7 separate regions of the Mus musculus genome follow, and regions 1, 2, 4, 5, 6 and 7 are each linked to region 3. A link is a loop called in an ENCODE intact Hi-C map of the cell type or tissue named here. Cell type or tissue: heart. All regions are shown on one strand.

What was found. Peaks named below come from ENCODE experiments on the same cell type or tissue, not always from the same donor. Only the 100,000 strongest peaks of a DNase experiment are listed, where the experiment ranks them.
Region 1: a loop joins it to region 3, with 2.1 times the contacts of the local background. A loop is called at or near these places in 2 of 42 quality-filtered maps.
Region 2: a loop joins it to region 3, with 2.3 times the contacts of the local background. A loop is called at or near these places in 11 of 42 quality-filtered maps.
Region 4: a loop joins it to region 3, with 2.7 times the contacts of the local background. A loop is called at or near these places in 10 of 42 quality-filtered maps.
Region 5: a loop joins it to region 3, with 2.3 times the contacts of the local background. A loop is called at or near these places in 6 of 42 quality-filtered maps.
Region 6: a loop joins it to region 3, with 3.0 times the contacts of the local background. A loop is called at or near these places in 11 of 42 quality-filtered maps.
Region 7: a loop joins it to region 3, with 4 times the contacts of the local background. A loop is called at or near these places in 7 of 42 quality-filtered maps.

Annotation. Positions count from the first base shown.
Region 1 is chr19:55,641,946-55,645,945 of GRCm38, forward strand. It overlaps 4930552P12Rik (RIKEN cDNA 4930552P12 gene), which reads right to left. Exons shown (of 4, transcript NR_045318.1): 3 at 1,483-1,656; 4 at 1-606. Among named protein-coding and RNA genes, the nearest start is that of Gm41871, 57 kb to the right of the region's middle. In heart, no CTCF peak of the experiment used is centred here; DNase peaks (open chromatin) are centred at 1,566 and 2,206; H3K4me3 peaks cover 911 bases; H3K27ac peaks cover 2,191 bases.
Region 2 is chr19:55,333,874-55,337,873 of GRCm38, forward strand. All of the region lies in intron 3 of Vti1a (vesicle transport through interaction with t-SNAREs 1A), which reads left to right. Among named protein-coding and RNA genes, the nearest start is that of Vti1a, 20 kb to the left of the region's middle. In heart, a CTCF peak has its summit at 2,222 (motif pointing right); no DNase peak of the experiment used is centred here.
Region 3 is chr19:55,893,829-55,897,828 of GRCm38, forward strand. All of the region lies in intron 5 of Tcf7l2 (transcription factor 7 like 2, T cell specific, HMG box), which reads left to right. Among named protein-coding and RNA genes, the nearest start is that of Gm52391, 42 kb to the right of the region's middle. In heart, a CTCF peak has its summit at 1,747; a DNase peak (open chromatin) is centred at 1,753; H3K4me3 peaks cover 1,396 bases; H3K27ac peaks cover 946 bases.
Region 4 is chr19:55,742,533-55,746,532 of GRCm38, forward strand. Tcf7l2 (transcription factor 7 like 2, T cell specific, HMG box) reads left to right here. Exons shown (of 15, transcript NM_001331146.1): 2 at 244-310; 3 at 541-665. It overlaps Gm31734 (predicted gene, 31734), which reads right to left and starts at 671. Exons shown (of 3, transcript NR_168128.1): 1 at 630-671; 2 at 1-60. In heart, a CTCF peak has its summit at 2,217; DNase peaks (open chromatin) are centred at 39, 579, 1,249, 1,699 and 1 weaker place; H3K4me3 peaks cover 3,640 bases; H3K27ac peaks cover 3,477 bases.
Region 5 is chr19:55,535,606-55,539,605 of GRCm38, forward strand. The region is part of intron 7 of Vti1a (vesicle transport through interaction with t-SNAREs 1A); the gene reads left to right. Among named protein-coding and RNA genes, the nearest start is that of Gm41871, 160 kb to the right of the region's middle. In heart, a CTCF peak has its summit at 2,295 (motif pointing right); no DNase peak of the experiment used is centred here.
Region 6 is chr19:56,132,007-56,136,006 of GRCm38, forward strand. No RefSeq gene overlaps it. Among named protein-coding and RNA genes, the nearest start is that of Gm31965, 21 kb to the right of the region's middle. In heart, a CTCF peak has its summit at 2,321 (motif pointing left); DNase peaks (open chromatin) are centred at 2,315 and 3,795; H3K4me3 peaks cover 301 bases; H3K27ac peaks cover 302 bases; H3K27me3 peaks cover 739 bases.
Region 7 is chr19:55,544,021-55,548,020 of GRCm38, forward strand. All of the region lies in intron 7 of Vti1a (vesicle transport through interaction with t-SNAREs 1A), which reads left to right. Among named protein-coding and RNA genes, the nearest start is that of Gm41871, 160 kb to the right of the region's middle. In heart, a CTCF peak has its summit at 1,708; DNase peaks (open chromatin) are centred at 691 and 1,711.

The DNA of each region.
Region 1 (4,000 bases), 250 kb before region 3:
GCTGACAGCTAAGGTATGATGGGGATTGGAACCCAGGGGGAGCATGTCTCTCCCTTCAGGCCAGACACTTACACCCTCACTCTGTGGAACTTCTCAAAACAGGGCATTTAGGAAGCGCCAGGAGGCTGGTTCCCCAAATCAGTAGGGGCCTTCACTGCTGGACCTAAACAGCAAACAGATAATGTGAGTCTCCTCAGGGTCCCTCGGCTGACTGGCAGTTTCCAGTGAGAGCTTGACCCAGGCTACCCCATGGGACAAAATTACAGTGGCCCTAGCTGCCACTCAAGAGGGCCCTTCTGTGTACATGACTACTCTGTCCTTCCATAACTTAGGTCATCCAACTGTATACAGGCCTCAGCCATACCCAACAAGCCAAGCAATCGCTGCTCCGTGTCCAAGCCGGTAGGCTCGTCGCTTTCGTAACTGCTCCCAAGCCTTCTCTCAGGATAAAAAGAGACCTCCCAAACCTAGGGCGGCCCATTGGGTGTGGCTGGCAGTCCCATATTCTCCTGGTGGTGGGGCCAGGAAGCAGAGCTGCAGACCATGGCTTCTCTTCCCGGGTGGCACCCAATTGATGGCCTGTCAGCTTCGAAAATGTTTTCATCTCTGGAAGAAACAACGCGTGAAAGAGCAGTTCTGAAAGCGGAATTAAGAGCTTGTTAGACACGGGCCTTGGGTCAGGGTAGGTGGCCTATCTGGGGGGCCTTGGAGGAGACATGCTGGGATTCTTTTTTTTTTTTTTTAACCCAGCCGTTCTCCCCCACAGTTCCCCGCTTAATGAAGCCGTTGTACAAGGCCCTGGGAGAGCCCACATGCTCCAAAGTAGTACCAAGTGTCCCATTACTGTAAACGGCCTTTTAGTTTTAAGCTAATGCTATATTTGGAAAGTAATAAATCCTGGGGAAATGATACTGAGACTAACGGGGAACATATTACCTTTCATGTGTGTTTTTCATGTTTAAGATTTCTTTGTTATTATCTGAGGAGTGAGGCTCTGCACACACTCTTGGGCAAAAAAAAAAAAAAAAAAAAAAAATAAGCCTTAAAGCAGTAATATTTTAATAAGCATCAAATGTCTTCGATGAGATAAAAGTATTATATAGTGTTTTGATATTGGGCTTTAGTTAAAGCCTCATTAAAAAAAAAGAAGAAGAAATTTTTCTCAGATGTACTGAGGGTTAGTGGGGATGTATTTTTAAATTCAGGTGGAAGGAAAAGTTCCAGTTTGGGTCAATTATGCTAATTAAATGCCACAAATGACTGAAATTGCCAGCGAATGGACTTATTTGTTGTTTATGCTATTGCCATTGATCAAAACCAGCAGCTAATGGCTTGGGAACTGGCTGGAGGCCTTGGTCTGAAGGAAGAGCAAACGCTGTGCACCAATCAGAGCCTTGGCTTACAGAAGCCTGGGGTTTCCCCAGCACTGCACTTCTTCTGTCAGAGTTTTGTGACAGCCCAGGCTGCCTCTCTGAAACTCACCTTCATTTGTCAATGAATGTTGGTCCTGTTCCCAGCCCCAGCTGGTAGGCACTGGAGGGGCCCAGGTTACAAAACGAAACCAAGACTCCTATTTCTTCACACACAGCCCGCACCCAGGCTAGAGCTCTGGGCTTGTCGAACCGAAAGGGAAAGCCATTAAGATTCTGCATTTGGCTGTAGAAAATGAGGAAACTGGGCGTTAGAGAGAGGAACTGATCTGCCCAAGGGCACACAGCAAGCTCATTGCAGAACCAAGAATAGAAAGGCTATCTCGGGAGTCCCAGTATCGGTCTCGTGCCTCACGCCCCCCCTCCCCCCCGCCCCGCTGTGATACAATGGAACTTCGGCTGCGCTCCCCTCCCACCCCCATACTCTCAGCTCCCTGCTGTGACAGTATGTCCCTTCTCAGTTGGTGACATAAGCACAAGCTTCAAGATTGGAATCAGGCAGTGGGTATGCCTCTGTGTCTTCATCTCTTAACTGAGAACAGGGTCAGGTTTCTACTGCAAAATGGAACGCCAAGGTTGAGGAGCCCGCTCCATCAGTAAAAAGCCTGCTGGTGCAAGCCTTTGGGCCTGACTCCCATCTCCAGAACCGAACCCAAGTAAAACAAAACAAAAAGGGCCATGCGCGCACGCGCACCCCCTCCCCCATACGTGCACCCCCCCCCAATCCTCCCACGGAATGCAGTTGACTCTGGAAAGATGGGACCTCAAAGCTGGCAGGGGACCCGTGGCATCAGGCTGATGTGTGGACGCCAGCATGCTCATGTAACTCCTTGACTCCAAATATTCTCAGGGTCGGCTCTCCAGGTGAATAACACTTCCAGAAAAGCTGCTACCGGAGGGAAGACATCAGGAACCTGGGAAGGAGGGGAGGTCCACAGACAAGGGTGACACCTCCACTTTGTCTCATTCAGGACCCGTTTGAGTGCTGTTCCCCATCTGCCTGGTTCCCTGGCAGGATGAGTGGGCTCTTCTCATATGAATCAGAATCACAGCTAGGCTAGCTGGGGGCGCCTTTACCTCACCAGTCTGGGCTTCTGGTCCTGCTTCAGCCACCTGACACGGAGCACTTCAGTGACTTTTCGCTCTGAGCCTCAGTTTGCTGGTGTGCAAAGTGGGAGGCCTTGTCTTGGAAAGCTGCAGTCGGCATGGCTTGCCAGGAGGCAGTTTCTGAGTATTGGGGACACAGAGCAACCAGGATTGTCTCAGCTTCGTCCTTGGGGATGTGTAGATAATTCCCAGCCACAGATAATGCTCGAGTAAAATTTGGGGAATTTCGAACTCTGCAAATATTTGCAGTTGGTATTTGTGTGAGTGTTGCACATACACGTGTGTGTTCACGTGTGTACAGGTACATAAGTATACCTGTGTTTGTGGAGGTCAGAGATGAATGCTGTCTTTTGAACTACCTTCTGCCTTGTTTTGGGTTTTAGGTGTGTTTATCTTATTTTTTGTGATTGAGTGGTTTGCCTGTGTGCCTGGTACCCGCGGGGGTGAGAAGATCCCTTACAACTGAAGTTCTGGATAGTTGTGAAGTACTGTGTGGGGGCTAGAACCTGAATCTGGGATCCTCTGCAAGAGCAACAGCGCTCTTAATGGCTGAGCCATCTCCCCAGCCTCTACCTGGATTTTTGAGACAAGATCTCTCACTGACCTGGAATCGACAGTTCAGCTAGGCTTGCTGCCTGCCACCAAGCCCAGGGATCCGCCATCTCAGGAATACAAGTGGACCGCCGTGCTTGGCTTTTTTATGTCAGTTCTTGCTTGGGGTTACAATACTCAAGTCCTCTTGCTTTATTGGCTGAGCTATCTCCCCACTCCTTCCTCTTTTCAAAAGCAGGGGATCACGACGGGAGCCCAGGTTGGCCTTGAACTCACCATTGGCCCACCTTCAAGGTCTTTAAGACTGCATTTAGATTGCATCCTGATAGAGTGCAGCTGCCTGAGGCTGGAGGTTGGGAGGGAAGGGAGGATCGCCTGTGGCTGGTGGAGGACGGGGAGTCAGGGCCGGAAGTCTGAATCCAACCCCTGTGCCCTGTTCTCTGGGAAATTAAGGTCAGGATCCTAGGACTCACTACAACTGTAAAGTCTTGCCTCAGAGATGCTAAGACATTTGCTAACCATACCTCTAAACCACCCGGTGGCACAGTTGAAGCTGTTCGCTCTGGCTAGCTACCCTTAAGGGGACAGACTCACCCTCGGGCCTGAGGTGAAAACACACCCACATCCACCCCTGCCAAGAAGTCCAAGCCTCCCCTTCTACTCCCAAGGCAGGCAGGCAGCACATGGGGACCTGGCACCCAGAAAGGACCTGGGAAAGGACCTATAGTCATTTGATGGCTACCAGGGAGTCTCAGGGACCAAAGGACCTTCTTCATAGTAGAATAGACAACCTCCAGCACACATTTCCTGTTCAAAGCAAAACTGAGTTGAAATACTTAAAATGCCAAGAACCCTTTATCTAAGATGAGCAGCCTAAGAAATGGGACCCTCAGGAGGCCGGATAGCCATCT
Region 2 (4,000 bases), 560 kb before region 3:
GGTCCCACATCGTATACCAGTATATAAAATAAAAAGCCTCTCCTTATTAAGATTTATTTACGGTCATGGTAAATCTCTTAGCAACCCCAGACCTGTAGCACTGGATAGAACCATCTGAGCAAAGAAACGTCCCTTCTCCATGAACATGTCACCGTTTATAACAGTTATACTCCTTCATTCTATATAAAATGTCAGAATATCCCAAAAGATTTTAAAAAACAAGATCAACTTAGCCTTATTGCTCCAGGAGAATCATGTTTTACATTTTGGATGGCTGTTTTCTAATCTCTCCTTTCCCGTAAATAGCTTTACATAATAATGATGTCACACATCCATATTTTAAAAATATATGTTCTTAATGCTTCCATTTTAAATTTCTATAAACTCTAGATCATTTTAATGGGAGCATGTTGTCTTCTCTGTGATGTTAACTCTTGTTGAACACCTGTATATTTCTATTTATTTCCTTCACACCTTACTGTGCTGCAGTGAACGTGTCCCCGTAAGATTTATAATCTGGAGCATTCGTAGAAGACAGATTAATACAGAGTTTTCAGTTTTGCAGTTCACCACTTGGCAGTTTGTTCTGGACTCTGTTCCTTAGGCTTCTCTTGTAGGTCATTTCTGCTCTGTTCTCTGCTTCTCCTCCATGTTAGATGATGCCAAGAAATAACAACTGAAGTTGGACCAGAGCGGAGCACCTTCTGTGTGTTGCTTACTGAAGTCTCAAACCATTGTAGGAGAAAGTCTCTGTGACTGTGGGGCTTGTATTGTTGGGACTTAATGCTAACTTTCGAAGTGGGCCATAATAGATTTCCCTGATCTATAAAGCTCTTGCACAGACTCCAGGGTGGAACGCAGCTGGGATTCTTTTTCTAAAGTACTTCCGCTAGGAAGATTCCCAGTGTTGAGGCGGCTGGCAGACCTATGTGGGTCTCCCAGCTGGCTGAACTCTAACTCACTGACTGTTTCTGCTAGGCATTTGCACAAGCCTGTGACCTTTCTGGGGAAAGGCAGTGGTCTGTTTAGAAAGCTTCTGCATGTGCACACATGCTCCTCCTGCAGAATAGGCTTTGTCAGGTCCCACCAGGGCAGGGAGTTAGAAAGCGGTTATGCAAGCAGCCATCTTTGCTAGTGAGATTCTTATTTTAGGCTCTTAGCCTCGGTAGCTCTACATAGATGGGCACAGGTGGAGCGGCATGGTGGGTAGGGAGACGCCAGAGACGGTTTTCGGCTGTAACCCTGCCTTCGGTCCTGGGAAGCAAGTGTGCAGGGCGCTTCTCTGGCCTCCCCACATAGCAAGTATCACAGGGTCATGCCCTTGACCCTTCCCCTGTCATGTGTGCTTGAGTGAAATAGTATTATGATCTTGGCACTCTACGAATTGTATTGTTGGGACTTAATGCTAACTTTCGAAGTGGGCCATAATAGATTTCCCTGATCTATAAAGCTCTGACATTTTCCCAATGCGAGTAATTTTATGATGACCACCTCAGACTTGAGACTATTGATTTTAGGCCCTGTAGACTTTGGTGACCTGTGAAAACAGCTTCCATATTCACCGAAGCCATGGCGGCCAGGCCATGTATGTCCTGGAACAGATATGTGTGCACCCACATATGCATCCTGTGTCGACTTATCTATCTTTCAGTGTTGTCAGCGTCTCAGATGGCTTTTGTTGTTCAGTTAAAAAATTTCCTTATGTGACATTGCTTTTTAAAAAATTAAAATTATGATGCCACTTTATGATTAATGAGCCATTTTTTTTTACTTAGGCTTTATAACATTTTGATTTGTCTATGTAGTTGAGGTATGTATTTTCTAGATAGAATGGTAAATTGGTGTTTGTGTGTATGTATGAGGGCATGCTTATGTGTGTTCATGTGTGTGTGTGTGTGTTCATGTGTGTATGTGTGTTCATGTGTGTGTGTTCATATGTGTGTTCATGTGTGTGTTCGTGTGTGTGTTCATGTGTGTGTGTTCATGTGTGTGTGTGTGTTCATGTGTGTGTGTATGTGTGTTCACGTGTGTTCATGTGTGTGTGTGTGGCTTACTGGTTTTAGAAATTTTCTCTGTTATAATCCTTTTTATTGGCCAGCTACTTTCAAACTTTTCTGTTTACTTGTATTTGTGCTCTCACTTGAAAATAAGAAAAATGAGTAAAAATTTGCCAGACTTAACTATAAGCCTGTGACAAACTTGACTTTTTCATTGGTCACTAGATGGCACTGTTTGTTTGCAGAGTGCCATTAGAAAAAAAAAAAAGGAAAGAAAAGAAAGAAAGAAAAGGAAGGAAGGAAGCAACTATGGTAGTAACAGAAATTACTGCCTCATGAATAAAATATTTCTGATGGGATTTGCATTTCTATATTGGCTGAAGACACTGTGTTGAATGTTTTATTAACCAGCCCAGTGCAACTGTCAGCCTATTAAAGAGATCCAATGGTCCCTGTTTAGATAAATAAACTAAATAAATCCAATTCGTCAAATTGTGTTCCTGGCTGTTTATTTTCCATTCTTTTGATGTACAGTTTATTTTAAGTTAAAGCCACATTGGTTTAAAAATTAATGGGAAAATGTTACTTGGTGTTTGGAACATGAAGAAGCTAATTGCCATAGTCAAAAAGCCATCTCTGTTCTAATGTTAAACTGTTCACTCATAAATAGTAAACTTTCCCCTGGTTGCTTACACACTGTCTCGTGGTCAGAAGTCACGTGGCCCCTCAGATGGACGGCCAGAGACTGTGCGGTCAGAAGTCACGTGGCCCCTCAGATGGACGGCCAGAGACTGTGCGGTCCTCGTCTGTGTGCTGCTCAGCCTCCCTGGCATCGATGAGCACTGTGCGCGCCTTACTTGGTTTCTCCATGGCGCACTCATTTCTCAGGTATGACCCACAATTCCTTGGGCATCACAGTAGCTAATTCATTTCTAAATGAATGTCCTCTCTGAGTGCATCCAGCATCAAAGGGGGGAAGATGACAATGAGCAACGATATTTCCCGAAGAAACCAAAACCCTCAAGGTGATGACTCCATAATAAACCGGTTCCCCTCTGTTCGTTGCCCTCCTAAAGTTTATGCTCAAGGGAAATTCATGGCTGTATAATATAACACTACCGACTGAACTAGATATTTCAGACTTAGGCCCTAGGGCTACAACAATATTTGAATAAGACACGCCAGGCTTGTGCTTTGCCAAACTAAAATCAGTTGGTAACTTGAAATGATACATAACGGTTTTGACATCTCGTTTCTCTCTCCGTGAATCTTGACTTGCTTTTCATGCTATTCTTACTGTCTTTTATCCAGTTCTGTGCCGGCGAGGTTCAGAGCACAGCTTAAAGTGGGTTAGGCACTTTTGACTTTGCTCACAGCCTTTCAGGGCATTCAGCTGGTGCTGATGGGGACTGTGCCAGATCTCATCTCCAGGGGGAGGTTTTCAAGCTGTGCAATAGTAGCTGAGGATGTGCGTTCTGTCAACTATTTTAAGTTTGCTTATACAAGGCGTTAAAGTAGGGCTCGGATGGACCATGCCAGACTTTGCTATTGATTTCAACTTAGTATAAACCTGGTGGGTAGTGGACCACGTGTAAAAATAGTTTCATTTTTGTTTGTTAGTTGGCTTGAGTTTGTGTCCTTCGGAGGCTGGAAAAAAAATCATACTTAAGGGTATAAGAAATTTAAAATATGGAGTGAAATTGATTTAAGAGTTTTATTTTTTCCCTCAGGCTTGGTTTTGTTGTGAACCATCCAGTTCATAACACATTTAGCCAGTTTCTTAAAGTGACCTCTGTGGAAAGTGGAAGCGCAGATTCCCTTCCTTGATGTTTCTCTCCTCTAAGGTTTGCTTGTTGGGACTTTTACGACTGAACATCCATTGCCTCTTCACATACTCACCAGCGAACAAGTTTTGGTTTTCCTCTTCTTTAGTGTTTTTCACTCTGTGGACTCACTGTATGTTTTAAGGCAGCTGCATATTGTCTGTGAAGCGCACGCCCACA
Region 3 (4,000 bases):
ATAAAGTGAGAGAGACAGGACTCGGAATCTGGGGAATAAGGGCAGAAGAAGCTAGGCTGATGAAGGTGTCTCTTGTCAGATTTGTGTAGAATTATTTACCGTGCTGTCTTTCCTGAGCCGCCACAGTAAAAGTGAAGAAGTGGAAAATTATCCCAGATGGGGCGAACTGCTCATTCTCTGTTCTTTTTTTAAAAAGGAAAAGATTTCGGGGGGGGAAAGTCTTTTTCTTTAGAACAGTATGAATAAAATCTGGACAGCTGTCGAGAAAGATACGCTGTCTGCATTTTTTTTTTTTTAACTTTAGCTTCCACCATAACTAAATAGCTTGAATAGTACATCTTTTCTCTTTTTTTCCCTTCATACATAATGATCTCTACTTCATTAAAAGCGTATTAATCTGGTTCCCAGTCTCTTGGGAGACACCTTAAGATGATGATATTGTGGGTTTTTTCCCCCCGAATTGTTAAAAAAAAAAAATTCTAGCAGATTTGGTCCCTGTCAGTCAGAAATAATTGTGTTCTTAATCTTGTCCCTGATGGGTGACTTGGAGTTCAGCAACGGACCAGCTCCAATGACAAATACAGTATTAATATTCATTAACTGCTTTGACAATGCTAATTTTGATGCAGTAGTAAAGGGCCTTCCAAAGTTAGCGGCCAAAGCATCAGAGCTGCGCAAGGTGGCAAGATAATTTGTGCTGGTTTGCTGAGCTGAAGGCTTTTAAAGTCTATAGCAAAAAGCTAGGTACCACAAACAAAAAAGAGAAAGGGAGAAAGTTCTGAAGCATTGGAAGGCAGGGCCGCGGAAATAATACGATCACAGTCCGCTAAAAAATTTGACACCTCTGATGCAGTTTCTTTGAGTGAAATTTCTACAAAGTTGCAACAAAAAAAGCGTAGCATGGTAAGTCAGCGCATTCTTGATTTTGTTTAATCTTTTTGATCTTTTCAATTATCGCTATTTGAAGATCAATAGTCATTTTTTCCTACTATGCTTAGAAGATGCGCAGCCGTGGTTTAATATGTGTTAGGACAATTTGCTTTAAAGAAACACATCCCCAAGTTTTGGGAGTGTTTTTTTTTTTTTTCCTTTCTCTTTTAAAGTTAGTCATGAAAAATGTTATACAGTGTATCCTTGTGAATTCTCTAACATACAAGTGTTTTTAATAACCTATTTTGGTTTTTTGTATTCCCTCCCCCACAAAGAGTAGAATTCATTGAGTTAATTAAGATATGAATGTTGTCAAGAATTTTATAGGATTCTTTCGGGTGGGGGGAAGCTTCGGAGTGAAGTGGTCCTCCAACTTTATCTAAATTCAGCTAGCTTCCTCCCCGTCCTTTTCTGAATAGCATCAGATAGCTATTAAAGCTTAATTTCACTGTAGATCTGCAGAGCGTTACTTTCACCAACTTAGGTGAACTCGCTCGGATTATTGAAATTGCTTTTATGCTTGCCAAGTCGGCAAACAAAATATCAGGCTTTGTTCTTTTGATTGAATGCTGGGTTGGGGGGAAAGAGAAGAGTGAAAAAGCCCTGCCTTTTTATATATATATATAACGCCCCCTCCCTCTTTTGGGGGTGGATTGTTGTGGAACCGACCGGGGGAGATCCCCGTTATTGTGCGCTTCGCTGTGAATGGAACTGTGCCTGAGTATCCGGCGCGGCACGGCTGCTGCGGGCTGCTCCTGGGAGCTGCGGGCTCTGTGCGGGCTGCAGGGCGGGTGCTGCCCTCCAGCGGGCCCGGGCCATCCGCGCGGCAGCATGCCTGCGAGCCAGCAGCGGCAAGGACAGCGCGGCGACCCCTAGATGGTAAGAGATGTGCCTGAGTGTCCAGCCTTGCATGCTCCCTGCTCAGCCGAGGTCATGCCCACTGTCACTGCGCGGTAACTTTTAAGATTGATGCACGTTGACTGGTAAGGTCCTGATGGACTGAGTCGATTTGGTTTAGTCTCCTTTAAAACAACAATAACAAAGGTTAAAGAGAGAAAAGGAAAAAGGAGAGAAAGGAAAGAAGGCAGGAAGGAAGGGAGGAAGTGAGGTACCTTTTTGTTTTACACTATTTTGTTTAATTTGGAAGTGTCTGCACTTGGAGGGCATCCATCCTTTTTTCACTCACCAACTTAAAGTGACAGCCTCCACCCTTCCCAGCCCCCCTCCTTCCCAGCTGTGTGTAGTCTAAGTGCACTTTTGCGTTTTCCTGTCTGAATATGTGTGTTTGGGAGCAGTAGGTAGACACAGCTTTCCTATAGAGACATGTAGATACATGTTTTCTATTTAGACAGTTCTGTCTAATCGGCCAAAGTTGGTTTCCTGTCCTTATAACTTCCCTGATCTGGCATCTCAAACCTCTGTATTTAACACAACAAAACTAGCTTTGCATGGAGATGGGGCTCCCAGGGTGTGAGCGCACAGTCTCTGGCCCCTGCTTCAGCTTCTCCACAGGTTTTTAATCTAATGCCATGCTAAAGTACTGCTCTCTGTTTCTGGTTTGAGCAAGTTTTATTATTTCTTTTCTTTTCTCATCCCACCCACTTGCTAATCCCAACTTTGCAACCGGCTTTAGCTTTTTTTTTTTTTTTTTTTTTTTTAATGGAATGTTCTATGTTTGGGTGTGCATCTGACAAGTCAGGGGACTTAGGGAATGGATTCTAGACAGTGCCACAGGACAACAACTCACCTCCAAGGAGTTACTTAGGAGAAGTTTTTAGTTTGAAGCGTTTTAAGAGACATTCCCCCTTTTCATTTTAAGCGGGGAGAGAGGCTGTAACTGGGTTAGCCCTCTCCCAGTTTCCTTTTCCCTTGTCCTTTGAGAAAGCTGGGAAGTAAATTCTTAGCCCACGCTGCCTGCCGGTGGCGTTCGCAGCACTTTCCGACAGATTGTTGCTGGGTGATCAGGGCCTGTCCATCAGCGGATAGAGAACTTGCAGTTTACTTAAGAAATTGCGGGAGCCACAAAAGCAGCTGCCGGGAGTGTGGTGGTCTCCGTGAATAGAGGGAGGGAAGGCAATTAGGGGGCTGTGTGGTTGGGGCTTTTTACTTGTCAAACTGGAAGCTCGTTGCTTTTGTTACTGCTGTGTAAAGGGAAATGGCAGGGTTTTGTTTTGGTATTAAGGGCCTTAAAGATTGCTGCTCCACACTTATGCAGGAAGGCTAGATAAGTCCAGAAAGGGGCCACAGAGTAGTAGTATTTTTCAAGCAAAGAGGTAGAAAATGAAGAAGTCCTACTTTTTTGTTGGCCTTAAGCCCTTCTAGCTCTTGTTTAGGTTGATTCCTTGGGGGAGGGGGGCGGGTAAGGGGGATTAACTTGCACCATGTATTAACAGATCGCTTAAAGACCTCCACTCTAAAAACAGTCCTGTGGCCTTGGAGATAAACAGCTGGCCAGTCCGGCAGTCCATGCAATAGAGGAAAAACGCCTTCATTAATATTAGGTGTCCTGAGTCTAGGGTACCAAATCTTGGCCACTAGTCTTGCTTTTAAGCCAGACAAACCTAGGATGGTTTTCTAACTGTTTGCAGACTAGAGCTGTGTGTTTGCTTTTGAAGAGCATGAGATGATTCTGGAGTTGAGTCCGTTAGACATTCTGCCGTGTGACTCAACACCTCCCTGGGCAGCCACCCACCGCACTCCCCTCCTGCATGCCACAGGGACTGTTTTAGGCCCTGTTCTATCTGAGGGTCTCAACTCAAATAGGTTAAACCCACACCAATGTACCTGGCCCTGGATCCTATGAAAAGCCCAGGAAAAGTAAGTTCAGTGGATGCTTTTCTTCCCACTTCTCTGCTTCTCCCTCTTTCCTCTTCCTTGGAGAAAGCACATCTACCCACCAGCTACGGCAGTCAGCTAGCCAGAGGCCTGGCCTGCAGTGCCACTGGGTATTGGAAGCCTACTTTCCCCTGCTTGCAAGGAGGTCATCTGAAAATCAGACAGCCTCACACTCTGGGAAGGAAGAGAGGGTGTGCAGAGTGGCAGGCAGGGCCTCGCAAGGTGTCACTTCCGT
Region 4 (4,000 bases), 150 kb before region 3:
AGGAAGAGCCCCTCGGGCTGGCGGGTGGCTCCAGCCGGTTCCAGGGCCGGGAGAGCGGGGCTGGAAGGCGAGCGAGGCGAGGCGGGTCGGGCTTGCGGGCGGCGCGGACGGTGGCCCGGGCTGCTGGCTGCGAAAACTTGTAACCGTGTTTTTCTGCACCCCTTTCTCCGCCGACCCTCCCTTCCCGCACCCCCTCGGCGCGGCTATCGCCCCTCGCCCTCCCCACCTCGCCCCTCCGGGAAGGCGGAAAGACGGCCTCCGCCTCGCTCCGAAAGTTTCCGAGATAAATCCCGGGAAAGTTTGGAAGAAGGTGAGTGCGCCCCGCGCGCCCCCAAAACCGCGCGGTTGCGTTCCCCCTCCCCGGGGTCGGCCTGGCGGGTGCCCTCGCCCCACTCCCCACCCACCCTACCCGAGTTCCCGCGCCGGCCGGGCCCCGGGGACGCGCGCGGGCCCTCGGGGGGACACTTGCTAAAAAGTTTCTCCCGCTCTCTCCCGCGCCGCGCGGCCGCCGCCGTCCCCTCCGCCGCCCCGCCATGTTAGCGGCCAAGAGGCAAGATGGAGGGCTCTTTAAGGGGCCACCGTATCCCGGCTACCCCTTCATCATGATCCCCGACCTGACGAGCCCCTACCTCCCCAACGGATCGCTCTCGCCCACCGCCCGAACCGTAAGTGCCACCGCGCTCCCCGCCCTGCCCGCCTGCCGGCCCCGCATGCCCTGCCCCTCCCCCGCCCCGCCCCTCCCCCCTCCCCTCCCCCCCTCGCGGCCCGAACTCTCCAAACTTTTTCTCTGCCTTTTGTGGACTGGGTTTGTTTGCGCTTCGCCATGTTCTGGCTTTTCTTGTGCTTGCCTCACGATTCGGGGAGCCTTTTTTTTTTTTTCCTCAGGCAGGGCTCTGTTGGGGTGCCAATCTGAACTTTTAATTTTTCTTTCTCTTTTCTTTTTTCATTTTTTTTTTTTTTGAGCTCTGATTTCCCCCTCCCCCCTCTTGCTGGTGGTGTTTGTTTCTTGTCCCTGGGAAGAGGACTGTGTGGCTCTTTCTTCTCCCTCTCTTCCTTCCCTCTTCTGTGCGTCTTGGGCTTTCCCCAGGTTAACCCCTTAGCTGCTGGCTGGGAGGCCCGGCTGGGCCGCGCGGGTTCCCGGTGCCTTTGGCTCCAGGAGCCACCGTGCTGAGCGAGCAGTCTCGGCCCTACGGAAGCGCCCGGCTCTGGCCCCAGCCAGTCATTTTAGCTTTCTAGTGGCGATCGCAGGCTCAAGGGCCTCTTGGCCCCTTCTTCCAAGGGAAGGTCACACTTGCCAGGCTTGGTCCCTTCGCAGGCCCGGGGGCCCTGGGCGTGCTTTTTCTCTGCAGACCCGGCAGGGCTTGGGTGCCCCACGCTGCTAGCTGCGAGCCGTGCGTGGTGGGGAGGCCTGTGTGGCCGGGCTTCTGGATTTGTGTGTAGTCGGGATGGCCTTTTGAGTGGACTTTTGTGTCAAGGGAAATTCGGTGCTTTCGGATGGGGTGCGGAGGCCTTCTTTATCCTGACCAGCTCACTGTGGGCCCCTGGGGCGGGGACAGAGGCTAGGGTGAGCGCTTTCAAGGAGGTGTAGGAGGTTTGGGGATGCCTCCCTTTCTGGGGATCGGCCACCCAACTTTGGGGAGTCCAGGGCAGCGGGGGGTGCCAGGCTCTCCGGGGCGCTCCCTGCGGCGCACCTCCGGCACTCACTGCAGACATTCGTTCCTGCTCGTCCCCTCCCCCGGGGCCTCTGCCCTCTTCCCTCACACTGTCCCCCTGCCTCCTCCCTTTCCCCTCTAAAAAGCCTGGATTGCGAAGCTCTAGACACACAAGGCGCGTTAGTACCCGGCTTCCCGGGGTTGTCACTTTGCACCTCTGGCCGCGGTCCCTACCTCGTGTTTACACACACTAGTTTTGTTTTTCTTTTTTTGCTTATTCAAGGTGGCTGTCTGAAATAATATGCTCACTATTGAGCAGTGCTGGGCTTGGATCAGTCAGACCTACAAGTGTTTTTAAGCATTAAAATATTAACTATCAGGTTTGACTTGTTTCCCCCCGCCCCCCAGGCTCTGGTAGAATGGCTAAAGCACGCTAGACTGGTATTTTTTTTTTTTAATGCCTAGGAAAGAAACAATCACACCCCCTCCCCAGCGCCCGTGTCTTCCGTGTCTTCCGTGGAAGCCGGGACAGAGGTACAGTCCGACCTCCTCCAGTAGGGCCCGCGCTTTCCGGAGGCTGCTAGCAGCCTCCGAAGCAGCGCCTGGTGTTTTTCTTGGTAGCTGGTGGGTCCGTGTTAGCAAACTGGACCCAGCAACATACCAAAGTAATCCTGGGGGTTCCCTCTTCCCCTCTGCCCCTTCCTTCTAGAACGCAGACCTCCTTCGTTTTATTTTAAAATCCACTTAGTCACCCGAAAGACCAACTGAATATTGAGCTTTGATGGCAGGCTTGTTGGCTTTCTTGACCCTTTTCAAACTGCATGTCTGTGACCGCTGGCGATCTTGCCACACCACAACTCCAAACTCACACAGTTATGTTGTGCTGTAATTAGGAAACAGGGAAATTGTTAAAGTCAAATAAATGATTTCCCGGTGAGACAAGGAAGGTTCCCAACCTAAGGCCCCCCCTTTGTGGGCTTTGTAGAAAGAGACAGCGTCTAGTTATTTTAATTGTGGACTTAGCGGGTGGCCCTGTGCTGTGACATCAGATTGACTCTGAGAATGCATTTCTGAAACCCAGTAGGCTGTTATGTTAGTATTTGCGTGTCAAACATCAGCAGACATATTTGTGCACGCTGCCTCGTCTTACTCTTTTCTTTCCCTTACCTGGTTAAGCAGTATGTGCTCCGAAATTGAGGTTATTTATTTAGGCTGCTGAGGGAAGCCTTGGCAAGGAGCTGAGAGGCGGGTGTATGTCCCTCTAGACGCCTTTGGACACTAGGGCCAGCTTGCAATTCCAGATTCCTTACAGCCCGGGGTGGAACCTACAGGCAAACCAGCGGTCCCAGGTCTGAAATTCTCAGGGCTTCATAGGGTCTGGTTTTGACTGTGAGTTGTAAAGACAAATTAGGAGTAAGCTCATTCGTTCTCTTCCGTTCCTGCTGGCTGGGGTGCTTTTTGCTGTTTTCTGTTACTTATGAACAGGACCGGCTAAGACTTTCTGAAATCCTGGTATCTGCTTTTCTGCTTAAGAATGTAAAGAATTAAGAATTATCATGAAATTGGCTTTTGATGAATCATCTCTAGAACAATCTTTTAATTGCTGAAGAAGTTGTAAAAGCTTGATAGTAATGATTTTTACTTTAGAAGGACATAGATTTCCTCAGAACATTAATTTATAATCTTTGATACATTAATAGAAATGGCTTATGAAGAGGATACATTCAGATAGAAAAATACATTAAGGAGAAGAAGTCTAGTTGAGCAGATGGGAAGGGTTGGAAGTGCCAATATTAGGGCTTTGCTCATGTTTGTGTTCCAGAGAATACGGTAACAGTACTGAAGTTGACAGAAGGGGTAGTTTTACTTTTATTCCCACCCCCCCAACCCCCAGCATGCAAGAAGACACAGGGCTGCAGTGGTAGGCACTGCGATGTGATAGATGTGATACGTGTGAGAGAGTTCGTTTTTAAGGGTGCTCTCTACAGCTTCATCCACCCCCATGGTTGCTTGCTTTCCGATGGAGCTGCTTGCTACCTAGGTTGAGCAGATAAGTGAGCAGCATCTTGAATTCATTTCTGAACTTGGAATGGAGCAGGAAACCAAGAGGGAGCCTATTCATCGAGGAGGTTTTATTTAGCCCGGCAACTTCTTTTTTCTGGCTTGCCCAGAAAAAAAAAAAATGGATGTTTTCACCTCACTCAAACAACATAATCCTTCCTGACACAAAAGATTGAGAGCCTGGTGCGTGAAGGGTTAATGTTGGGCCTTCCCTGTTGTCTTCCCACCCCCCACCTTCACCCCTGATTGTTTTGACAACACTTCAAAGTGTGACATTCCAAGCCCCT
Region 5 (4,000 bases), 360 kb before region 3:
ATGCAGGCTCCCAAGCAAAATGTAATAAGGTACAGATATTTGTATCACTGTGGATTGGTTGAAATACAAAATAAGCTTGAAATTATATTCAGGGAGTATAGGTCTCCACTATATACTGATGTGCCTTGTCTGGAGTCCATGTGGCCTGTTCCTGTCTCCCTCTTGCTCACCGGCTTCCTCTAAACCTGGTTCTTCTCTACCTTCATTTCCCTTTATGTCTGCCTCTAGCAATTGCTGACATTTGTGTGTGTGTGTGTGTGTGTGTGTGTCTCATCTTCTGTCAGCATCTAGTGAGTTTGAACAAAACTTCCAAAAAGGAATAGAGTTGGAGCCATATATACAACACATATGTGTGTGTGTATGATGTATTTATTTTTATTTTATGAATATTGGTGTTTGGTCTGCATTTGTATCTGTGCACCACTTGCATATAGTGCCCGCAGAAGACAAAAAACTGTGTCAGATCTCCCGAAACTGAAGGTGTGAATGGTTATTAGCCACCATGTGGTGCGGGAATTGAACCACGGTCCTTTGGGAAAAAGCAGCCAGTGCTTCTATCTAAGGAGCCTACACAGAAACAAGGTGTGATGGAATATAGCTATAAGCCAAGCACTTGGAAGGCTGTGGTATAAGAATCACAACTGCAATCCATTCTGGGCTATAAAGCAAGGCTCTGTCATAGGAAATTTAAAAGACAAAAAAAGTGTAGACATGAAAGTTTCCTGCCAATTCAAAGTACCAATAGCAGTGTCTGTGGCATGGGCACTGTGGGCAGTCCATTCCCAGCCCATCGTGTGTGCTCTTTCCCAACAGCCACCGCCTCCTGCTAGGCCCTGCCCAGACTGAATGTCGGCTTATTCCTGAGGCATGCCTCTTACCTCACTCTTGCTGGTGCACCAGCCAGAACATCTACCGTCCTCTTTTTATCCCCATCAAAGATTCACCCACATCACTCCAGGACTTTCTACAGTGTCCAGACCACACTAGCAGCTGGCATCGCCATGCCTTCACTTACTGCTTCTGCTAGACACAGCAGGAGTCTTTGAAGTTAGTCCCTTCAGTGTCTGTCTTGTGGGTTTGTGCCTTGGACCCACACCCTGGAGAGCAAGGAACATATCTAGAAGGCCCTGGATAACCTAGGGTTTCTGTCCTGGCTGACACCTCTCTATCAGGCTAATTTAACGGCACTGCAGAGGAAGCTGGGAAACCCTAGGTCAATCTGATTAGTTTTGTTTGTAAGCTGGGCCTAATAAGAAAGCGGTTTCAAGTTGGGGGTTTTCTCTGAGTTTGTGTATTTGCCTGCTTTTTCCCTTAAGCAGGAATAGAACTCACCTTGGGGAGTCGTGAATCACACGCCTGGGCTTGATTTCCACGGTCGTCCTGGCTTCATTAGCCACTATGCACTGTTGTTCGTTTGTAATTGTGTGCATGAGACCTTGGCTTCTAGAATAATATTACACTGCAAATCAAATTCTGCCTCAAAAGAACTTTTCTTCCACAATTTCTTACATTCCTGTACAGGTTACAAAATGTCACAATTCAGTGGGCCAATTATTAGATTTTTATTTAATGGGCAGTTTTAATGTTCTCAGAGAATCTGAACACTAATAGCATTTTAAACTTCTGTATTCCATTTAAAGACTCACAATCCATTCTTCTCTTTGTGAGTGTGCCCAGTTATATTTTTGGGTATCATTTAAATTCAGGTTCCCAATCTGTAGGAAAATCAATGAGTTAATGAATAGCTTCGTTTTTAAACTTTTAAAATATTTTGTCCTAATTATAGGGCATATCTGGTGACATTCATTTGACAAAATCCCAAATCATCAGATTGTGCAAAATAGCCCTTTCTAGGAATCATTTGGAACACTTGCAGTTTAACAAGTTTACTTCCTGGTTTTAGGACCAGAGCACAGCCTGGCTCACTAAGCCAAGAACTTCCTACTGCTAAGCTTTAAGGGCCCTATAGGCGTAAGTTGGACTTGATGCTTTAAATCATACCTGTGTTCGTTGGTTAGTGTGTTTGTTTAACCCATTAAGCACAAAGCATTCCCACTATGATCCCTGGTATTTGCATATCAAATTCTTACTGGCAAGCTGCTCCCACATGCCCTGTCCCCAGGCCTGGGAAACTTCAAGGTGATTCCTTGGCCATGCACTGAAGTTAATGGCAAAGCCAGCCCAGGTACCAGAGGTGTCTGAGTCCCAGTCCAGTGACCTTCCACACATGCCTGGTGAGTACTCATGTAAACCGTTCTGAATCCTGTGAGGTACAAGGTAGAGAGTATGCAACCAGGGGGTGGCGCCAGGAGCCGTTACTCGGTGCTGTGCAGTCTGTAGCTCATGCTGCCTCCTTGGACAGCAGCAGAAAGCAAACTCTCCCTGGAGGAAGGATGCAGCTTAGGAGCGACCCACACAGCCAGCATCACCTGGGTCTTCCCAGCCAGTCGCCCCTGTGTGGTTTTCATCACTTTAGCTAGTCAACTCTCTGTCCCTCCAGCCAAAGACACCTGTCCCATTTGTCACCTCTGGGAAGGAACTGAGAAGCATCACTTGACAGCTTCCTGTAACTGCCCAGGAAGATGAGTACAAGGCTTCTGCCCTTGACACTCATTCATCCTGGAAGGATGACCAGGTTTCATGTGAAACCTGGCTCTCCCCATTCCCAGTCTGCTTTTGTGTTTGACCTATACACAGCCCTCTTACTCAGAAACTCCCTTCCCACCTTCTTCTAGTCCTGTTGGGCTGGCCAGACACCACCCTAAAGTTCTACTTCTGGTATTTCTACTTACTGGACCAAGGCAGAACAAAGGTGATACCTTGAGTGTGTATTTCAGTGAAAATTGGTGACTGTGAGTGGGAAAATGTATGGCTCACTTGACTCCCATCCTAAGAATTTGTTTCTCCACTCAACCATGTTTGTACTTAAGGCTCTGTGTAGACTAAATGATATAACCTGCCTCCATAACGCAAACTGTTAGAGCACCCCTCCCTGCCCTCCTCCCTCTCTCCTTCCATCCCTCCACACACACACCCTTGTTCTCCCTCTCTCACGATCGATCTCTGTAGATCCAGCTAAAGGTGTACTCCAAAGGGGAGGAAGGAAGACATGACCCAATGAACAGAGAGGGCAGGGATGCAGAGGGAGCGGTGTTTCCTCCCTGGAGAGCCTGTGCTGACATGCATATGTTAGCATGAAACATGGGTCTGATTATGAAACTCATGCATAGCAGCATGTATGCGCACCCCAGTTTTCCATGCCCACCTCACTGTCCACCATTTTTTCAGAACATATGACTTGTCTGCTTCTGTTGCCAGTGGATCCCAGTGCAAGTTCAGGGCTGTTGATCATACAGCATCTTATTGTGTGATGCACAGATTAATGGATGCGACTATCACAGTGTACTCTGCTGCTGTTTTTAAGCTCAGGATGGCAGATACTGGACAGCATTAAAACTGCATGGAGTGAAAGCTGTTGCAAATGTAGGAACGTGTCTAAGCTGATCCTCAAGAGCTTTCCACACCACTGATACCCTCCTAGATCTGCAGTTCCTGTCACCAGACTCCTGTTACATCTTCAGGGAGCCCTTGTCTGTGTTTCAGTGTGGACTGAGACGGCTTGGAGTGGCCCCCACTGGCTGTCCCACACTAGACCTGCTGGGGCTTGAGGCCTGGCTCATGGTCCAGGGAGGAGCTGCTTCCTCCTCCCTAGTTCCTCAGTGAGCTGCAGCTTTCCTGTGAAAGGATTGTTTGTTCTTTGATGCTCTGCTCTCTCATGTCAAGGTTTCCTCCTCAGTTTTCTAACCAAAGAACCAAGCAAATTATTTCTGAATCACCATTATCATTGATTACTGTCCTTAATTGCCATTTATTTTAAGAGCACTTAAACTCTAATTGCTATGTAATCATGGTCTCATTTGGTTTCACTTAACACTCAGAGCAAACTAATAAGGGAGGCATTTCTACTCTCCTTTATGGACAAGGATTAGAAAAGTCCATA
Region 6 (4,000 bases), 240 kb after region 3:
CTCAAGTGCGTCTGCTTCTGCTTATTGTATAATTGCCTCTGCCTTTTAAAAGGGGGCGCATATATATATATATATATATATATATATATGTATATGTATTTAATCTGGGACATTGCCTTTTAAGCTGAAGTTATATAGAATATTCTCCCTTAAAGTGGAGATTGGCCATTTTAAGTAATCGAGTTAAATTTTCCTGAAGGGATAATGAATTGTTAAGGACTTTAAGAACTCAACAACATCCAATTTGCAAGTTAAAAGGGAGGAAAGGAAGGAAGGAGGGAGGGGAGGAAGATGGACGGACGGACAGACAGACAGACAGAAAGAAGGAAAGAAAGAAAAGGGAGGGAAAGAAGGGAGGGAAAAGGAAGGGAACAGAAAGAAGGGAAGCAGAGAGAGGAGAGGGGTTGCTTTGTGATTTTGAAGTCGGAGAAGCCCAGAAGAAACACTTAGCCTTTCCTTAAATAATAAATACTGTCTGCTAAGTTGTTGAACTTTAAATCCTATGATAAAGTGGTACTTGCAGAGGCTGTACACAATCAGAGTAAACAGTTTTGTTCCCATGGGATTTCTGCGTAAGAGATAGGAAAGATTGCCTTGGCAGAGCATTGTCTAATAACATACAGTAGCCACCTTCTTAGAGCACTGCAATTTTTAATTCTTGAATCACATTTTATGAAAATTGTTAGCGAGCAGGGTTCGACACGTATAGTCTCAACGCGAGCTGACTGTTCATTAAAAGACTTTACATCATAGAGAGCAGCTTAATGGGAATTGAAACAGCTCCTGTTTTTAAGGGGAGCACTAGCTAGTAGGAATGTCCCCCCTCCCCCATAAGCATTCAGAATTACCTTCTGGCTAAACAGTGAGTCGGGAGAAAAGGAAAAGAAAAAAGGGAAAAACAAAAACAAAAGAAAAAACAAAAGACGAGGACTTTCAGCCAAGACCCCATTGGCAGGTGAATAGGATTTGGAACAGCTCAGAATTTGAGCTTCTGGTGTTTTGTGAGCTACTTGGTCTGGTTTGCTTTATCCAGGAGTGCTTCTAGATTTTAAAGCATCCTTGCTTGTTGCAAAGATAAATAAATAAACATCCAGGCATTCAGGGAGAGTTTGACTTCACTTTCTCTTTTCCTCATTAGCGTCTGTTTGGATCTCCTCCTTGCCCCTTCGAAGCTTTTCTGCTGGAAGCTGATGCTTTTTAGAAGAGAAGGAAACGCAAAACAAACAGGAGTTTAGAAGCAAGCATCCTTGCACCTTGGGTTGGGTGGGGCTTCCTGTGAATGTATTTAGAAAGGAACACAAGTCTTTCTTAGCCAGCATTTATGAGGCCCTACCACTGGGGCCACTGGTAATGAGAAAGAGGCATGGCTTTGATTTACTATTGTCGTTTAAATAGATTTAAATCCACTGAAATGGTTTTGTTCCAATTCTTCTATCCATTTTTTCTCAGTTCACCGACTTCTCAAAAAAGCCTTTCCCAGTGTTCCTGACAGTTCCCTGCTCTGCAGAGGCGACTGGGTGAGAAAGTTTTGTGCTTTTTTTTTTTTTTTTTTTTTTTTTTCTTTGTCTTGCTTTTCCACTCCTGCAACCCTCTGAGGCCCCAGGGAAATCCTTAGTGTGCACTTGGCCAGTATGGACCGATATAAATAAAATACAAATCAAAGGCATCGTTTCGCTGGCTCCTTTAGGTTTCTAAGGCAGAAAAAAACGTTCTGATCACTGAAGCCATTTCAGGGCCCGAAATTAGAAAGTAATAAAAAATATCACACTCTCCCTGGTGGGCAGTGCATTTAATTGGCTCCCCAGCAGGGGTCCAGCTCTTGAGTCAGAAGTGCTTACTGTGTGGATCCCTGCTTTGGAAGGACTACATGCAAACACTACCAAACAAGTTTTTTTTTTTTTTTTTTTTTTTTTTAAATCAGCAAATGAAAACAGGAACACCAAAGGGAAATTCAGAGATGGCTGGAGAAGTGCTGTAGAGCGCAAAGGAAGAAAGATGCACGTATTCTGAATTTATTTAAAAATTACCTACATGGGATAAGAGGGTAACTTTATATGTTTAAGTCCTTTGGGATCCTCCCTATGACCCCATTTGGAATCTTTTAAACTCTAGCAACATGATGTTTTTACATAGAAAATCGACCACGTTCGAACACTTCTGGATGTTTGAGGTTTGCCTTTTAAAAGCTGATTTTTGGGTCACTCCTAGCCTAAGCAGGACACTCTTGACGCTAGAGGAGGGATCTGGACGCCCGGAAGGGTTAGGATGGTCCCCAGCTTCCAACGACTGCAGACCTTACAGCCTGGTGCTGTGCTGCCACCTTCTGTCCCAGCTACTGCGGCGAGAGGCAGCTCCGCTCTGAGCTGGTTCCTTGAGCTTTCAGTGAGGCAGGTTCCATGGATCCTGCCTGTTCCCAAAGCTGAAATGTCGGCTCCAGGCCTGGGGTTTGGCTTCTTGTAATGGCCGCTTTCAGAACAAATATTCAGCTTGCCTCCTTTCTCTGCCTCTTCCTTCCCGCCCCGTTCCAGATCTGGAAGTTTCCACAGGTAGGAGAAATGGAGATGAAAGGGAAAGAAAGGCAAGGCTTTTTTTGCTTCAAACGCTGCAGATGCCTGTCTATATCATTGAGCTGAGTGAGATGGAGGAGCAAGGAAGGGGCCTTGACAGGCAGGGCCAGATCTAGCGCCCCGGGAGAGGTATTCCCAGGAATGAGCCATTGGTTGAGATATTTAAAACTTAAGTGGACAAAACATTAGACCCTTCCCCACAGGGAACAAGGCTACAGTGGCTCTAGGGACCTAACCCTGGTGAGCACAAAGCCCTTCCCAACTCTACTTTTTTTTTTTTTTTTTTTTATGATTTCTCAATTGACTTCCCATTCTATAAAAAGTATTATGTTTCTGCTGAAAAAATCCAACGGCTCTGACATTCGGTCTGAGGTCAGGCTGGCTTCAACACAGTTTCATTTCTGTGGAGCATTAAAATGCCCCTGTATCTACTTTCTTTGAGCAAAGGGCAAGTGAATTCACATAATTAAACCTATAAATACATATTTTAGACAGGAGATTGGGGGGATCCTTCCTTGACTACCGGCCAAAGCATGATGCTCAGAGTACCTGGGACCTGCCAGGGGGTCCTTGGCAAACCCCCAGCCACTCCTGACCCACCAGTTTTAATTTGCTTGTCTCACTGGTCAGGGTGGCGGTATCCAATGTCCATTTTGAAGCTCAGGGCAAGACTGTGAGGCCGGAAGAGTTAACTTAGTTTGCCTTCCTTGCCACAGTTCCCTGGGTAGATTTTATGTTCTATACTAGATAGCAAAAGACAAAGAGAGCGGGGAAGAGGCGACATATGTCACCTTGCTTAGAGGATCTTCTCTGGGGTGGCTTGGTTCTGCTATGAAGCTGATCACAAGGTGCCCATTAATTGCCAGGAATTGAGTTTGGACCCAGTGGGGCAAAGTGGAATAAGCCCATTAGGAGAAATCTCTCCAGAACTTTGAACTGTTCTCAGGGAAAAGTTTAAAATCCCACACTCTTTAAGACATCACGTGACTTGGCCCCATCCTATGCCTGCCCTCGAGGCTCTGAGGCTCCTGAAGGCTGGGCCTCCTCTCCTATCCTTGGGAACTAAGTATTGTATTCTTCAGAGCCTGCCTGTGTGCTCAGCCCAAATCCACGGAGCCTCCTCCCCAGCCCTCTCACCTCATCAGCCTGTCTCCTCATCTTCCAGTTCCCAGCTAAGAAGTCACATGTAGAGGGAAGGCTTCCCAGAACTTTGAGCCTGGGTCAGGCCTCTGGAGCGTTTCTTGGCTCCCTTGGCTCTGGTCCCACCAGAACACATGTCATAAAGACAAGACAGGAGGCCAAAACTGGTAACACACTGTTGGCCTCCTCGAGAGAAATGCTCAGACCAAGCAGGCACCTCGCTCGCACTGTTTGTAGGCCTTGCTCCCCAGGCCTTTTACTGAGTTGTTACTGATGCTGTAGCTCTAGGGTGG
Region 7 (4,000 bases), 350 kb before region 3:
TTATAGTTTAATGACTGTGTGCCTCTATTGAGTTTTTAATAGCTTTTATTGAGATATGATTTGCATACCACATACCCACCCATTTAGATGTATAGTTCCCTGGCTCTTAGCATATTTGCTTAGTCAGACAACCACCACCACCAAAGTCAATTCTGAAATATTTTCATCACCCTTAAAAGAAAATATTCCTTGTCCCTCCCATCTCCTGACAATGGCCCATCTTCCTCTGTCTCTATAGGTTTGACTGTTTTGGTCATTTCACATGCACAGAGTCAAACATCATGGGCCGTTTTGTGTCTCCCTTCTTTCACTTAGCATAATGAATTCAAGGGCCATCCATGGTGAGGCGTGTGTTAATACCAAGTGTCTTTTGGTTGGCCAGTAGCCTTCTCCTATACTGTGCATGTGCGTATATACATACTTTACCAGTATACTCACAAGCTTTATTCATCTGCTTATCTGCCAAGATGTGAACTTCTGGGTTGTCTCCGCCTGTTGCCTATAATGAATAATGTTGTTGAAAAGCTTTTCTTGTGAATGTATGTTTGCATTTCCCCTTTCTGTGTACCTAAGAATAGAATCCTAAGTGATAACGGTACCTCCTCTGCTTGACTTTTGAGGAAATGCCAGCTGTGTGCTGAGGGGAGTGTTGTGGTTCACGGCCCAGCAGCTGTGTGTTGGGCTCTGACTTCCTGACTTCCTTCCCACCACTTGTTATTGTCTGTCTTTCTGTTAGGGTTGCTTGGCACAGATGGGGAAGCCTCGTGGTTTGCTCTGGCATTCTCCAATGGCTAAATGATGGCAAGCATCTTCTCTTGTGTTTGCTGCCATTTGTATTTCTCCTTTGGAGATGTATCCGTTTCTCTGAGTTTTTACAAATTCTGTTCCCTGACCTCAGGAATGTAGTTACAGAACCAAGTTGGACACAGATGCACCCCTCACAGGGAGGGACTTTCAAATGAGTACACAGACTAAAGATGTTATTTTTACAGTAGAAGCTTTTGGGAATTACAGAATAACCAAATTGTTCCCAGGAATCAATTTACTTCTAAAACTTTATTTTGCCAATTTTGTTAGTAAAACGGTTACTAGTGGTCTGGAATCACACACGGTTGAAGATTGGCTTATCTGGCCAAACACAAGGACATATACCTGTAATGCCAGCAGCTGGGCCACAGAGACAGGAAGGTTACGCACTGAGAGGCAGGCAGCCTGGGCAGCACAATGAGGCTGAGACCAGAGAGCCTACGTACAGAAAGACAGGAAAGCCTAAGAGGAGGTGTACGTGGGTCCCATGCAGAACTGACGCTGACTGGAACGCTGTCTCCATGTAGGTGAAGCCCACTGTTTTAGAAGACAATGTAGACTTTTCAAAGAGATTTTCACTAATTTTTTAAAAACCACACTGGTTAAAATACCCTTCAGTCAAATGAACAAAATATCCTGCTGGGAGCTTGACGCGTGTTGTTTTGTTTTAATAGATACCATGTAAAATATCCTGCTTCTCTCCTCGTGTGTATGGGAACCTGGGGTAAGCAAATCTGACCAAGGCCGCCTACGTAGTGAACAGAAGACTCTAGACCAGGCCTTGTTCTGGGACTGCTACTCTTTATCTTTCCTGGTCACAAGTCAGCAGGTGGTATCTGCACACCGTTCGGTCTTGCAACAGTGCTGGAATTCACTGGCTTGCTGAAGCAAGAGGCAGATAGAGGGCGCTGTGGAGCTCTCGTGAACAGTGTTCACTTCTAGCTTAGCAGCTGAATGAGCCTAGCTTCCGCAGACAAGGCTAACACAGGATTGAACTGGCCAAAAAGCTGCTCAAACAGAAATATTGTACCTTAAAGTACTACTAAAGCATCAACTTGTTTGAACAGTGCTTGGCCGTTGTAAAGCACTTGACTTACACTTTTAATTCGCTGTTCACAAGTATGTTTTGTACTGTGCTTGGCCGTCGTAAAGCACTTGACTTACACTTTTAATTCACTGTTCACAAGAACACCAGTTTTCCGTTGTCTTTGTGTTTATGCAGTTTTTATAACCATGATGAAAGTCAGGCCTAAGGGACTTTAGTTGTCATGCCGGAAAGTCTGGGCCAGGGCTTCAGCTCAAATCTACGTCGCTTGGCTCCTGTACCGTCCTGTGTGTACAGTGGTGTTCCCTGTCCCACTTTAATAGAGTACCGAGGGGCACTCGTCGAGAAGAAGGGAGGCTTCTGCTGCTCAGCCAAATCACTGAGCTGTGAACAGTAGAGGTTAGAGGGAGGCTGCTTCGTGGCCAACATAACAGACACTGGATCTGCCCAGCAATGAAATGTGTTGTCCTGTGAAGGAATGAGGTCCCTCGTGGTTGGACAGCTCACTGAGAGGATGCTCGTGGAGGGCTTCATGTGTGAGTGTGTGTGTGTGTGTCAGTGTGAGGATATATGTGAGAGCATATGTGTGTGAGAGAGTGTTTGTGTATGTATATATGTAAGAGCGTGTATACATGTGTGAGCGTATATGAGCATGTGTATTTGTGTTTGTGAGTGAGTATATATGTGTGTCAGTATGTGTATGAATGTAAGAGCGTGTATGTGTGAGCATGTATAAACATGTGTATTTGTGTGTAAGTAAGCATGTATGAGCATGTATGTCTGTAACTGAGCATGTGTGAGCGTGTGTGTATGTGTGTGTGAGTGTGAGCATGTATAAACATGTGTATTTGTGTGTAAGTAAGCATGTATGAGCATGTATGTCTGTAACTGAGCATGTATGAGCGTGTGTGTGAGAGTGTGAGCATGTATAAACATGTGTAGTTGTGTGTAAGTAAGCATGTATGAGCATGTATGTTCGTAACTGAGCATGTGTGAGCAGATGAGAGTGTGTGTGTGTGTGTGTGTGTTTGTGTGTGTGTGTGTGTTAGGTAGCATGTCAGATCCCTTTTAATTATGACATCGGGCATCTGTCCCTGCTGAGAACATGGGGTAGCTGCTTCTTTATCCTTGTTGAGGAAAGGCTTGGTCTTTATCCTGCACAGTTAACAGTGTGGGGCTTTCTGCTTGAAAGTGTAGCAAGGGTATCGGCCTTCATTGCTGGTCTCCGTGGAGATCCAAAAGCAGTTTCCATCTATGTTAACACATGTTTTTGTACAAGGGTCTCATGTTCACATAAGTTTGATGGGAATCCTACAAGGTGCCATGTCTTTTTACAGAAATGCCAGGTTTTCTTTTATTCTTATGGAGTCTTTCTGAAACATGTGTCAGGTTAGCCCAGTAGCCCTCAGCTCTGGCTATTGGCAAAAATCATCAGAGGCTTCAAAAACTATAGATGCTAATAAATATTCACTCAGTGTTCTAAGAGCATACACTGGGAAAAGGACTGTCTCTTTAGCAAATGTTTCTGAGGAAAATTGGGTATCCACATGCAGAAGAATAAAACTAGACCATGTCTTTCATCATCAACTGAGAAGGAGTAATATACAAAGCCATGAAACATTAGAAGAAAATAGAGGAGAACCGCTCAGTGTTGTTGGGCTATGCAAAGATTTACCATCTACGACCCCAAATCACGGAAAGCAAAAGCAAACATAGACAGACAGATGGATTACAACATAGACAGACAGACAGATGGATGACATAAAGCAAAGACACTTCTCCACAGCCAGGTGAATAATCAGCACTGCGAAGTGAGGGGAGGGTGGTGGCTGAAGAGATGACTCAACAGTTAGAGCACTGGCAGCTTCTCAGAGGACCCACAACATGGCAGCTCACAACTGTGTGTGTCCTCAGTTCGGGGAATCCGCCCACACCTCTCCTAGCCTCCTCAGCCCCCAAGCATGCATGCGGCGCACATGCATACATACATACATACATACATACATACATACATAAAAAGAGTCTTAAAAATTAGAAGGCTTTGTCTTGCAGAAGTTAAGAGTAGGTTGTCAGTTACGAGAAGCCAGGAGGCAAAGGAGAGGGAGCAATGGGGAAAACAGGCCAATGAGAATCAAGTGGCAAGTAGAT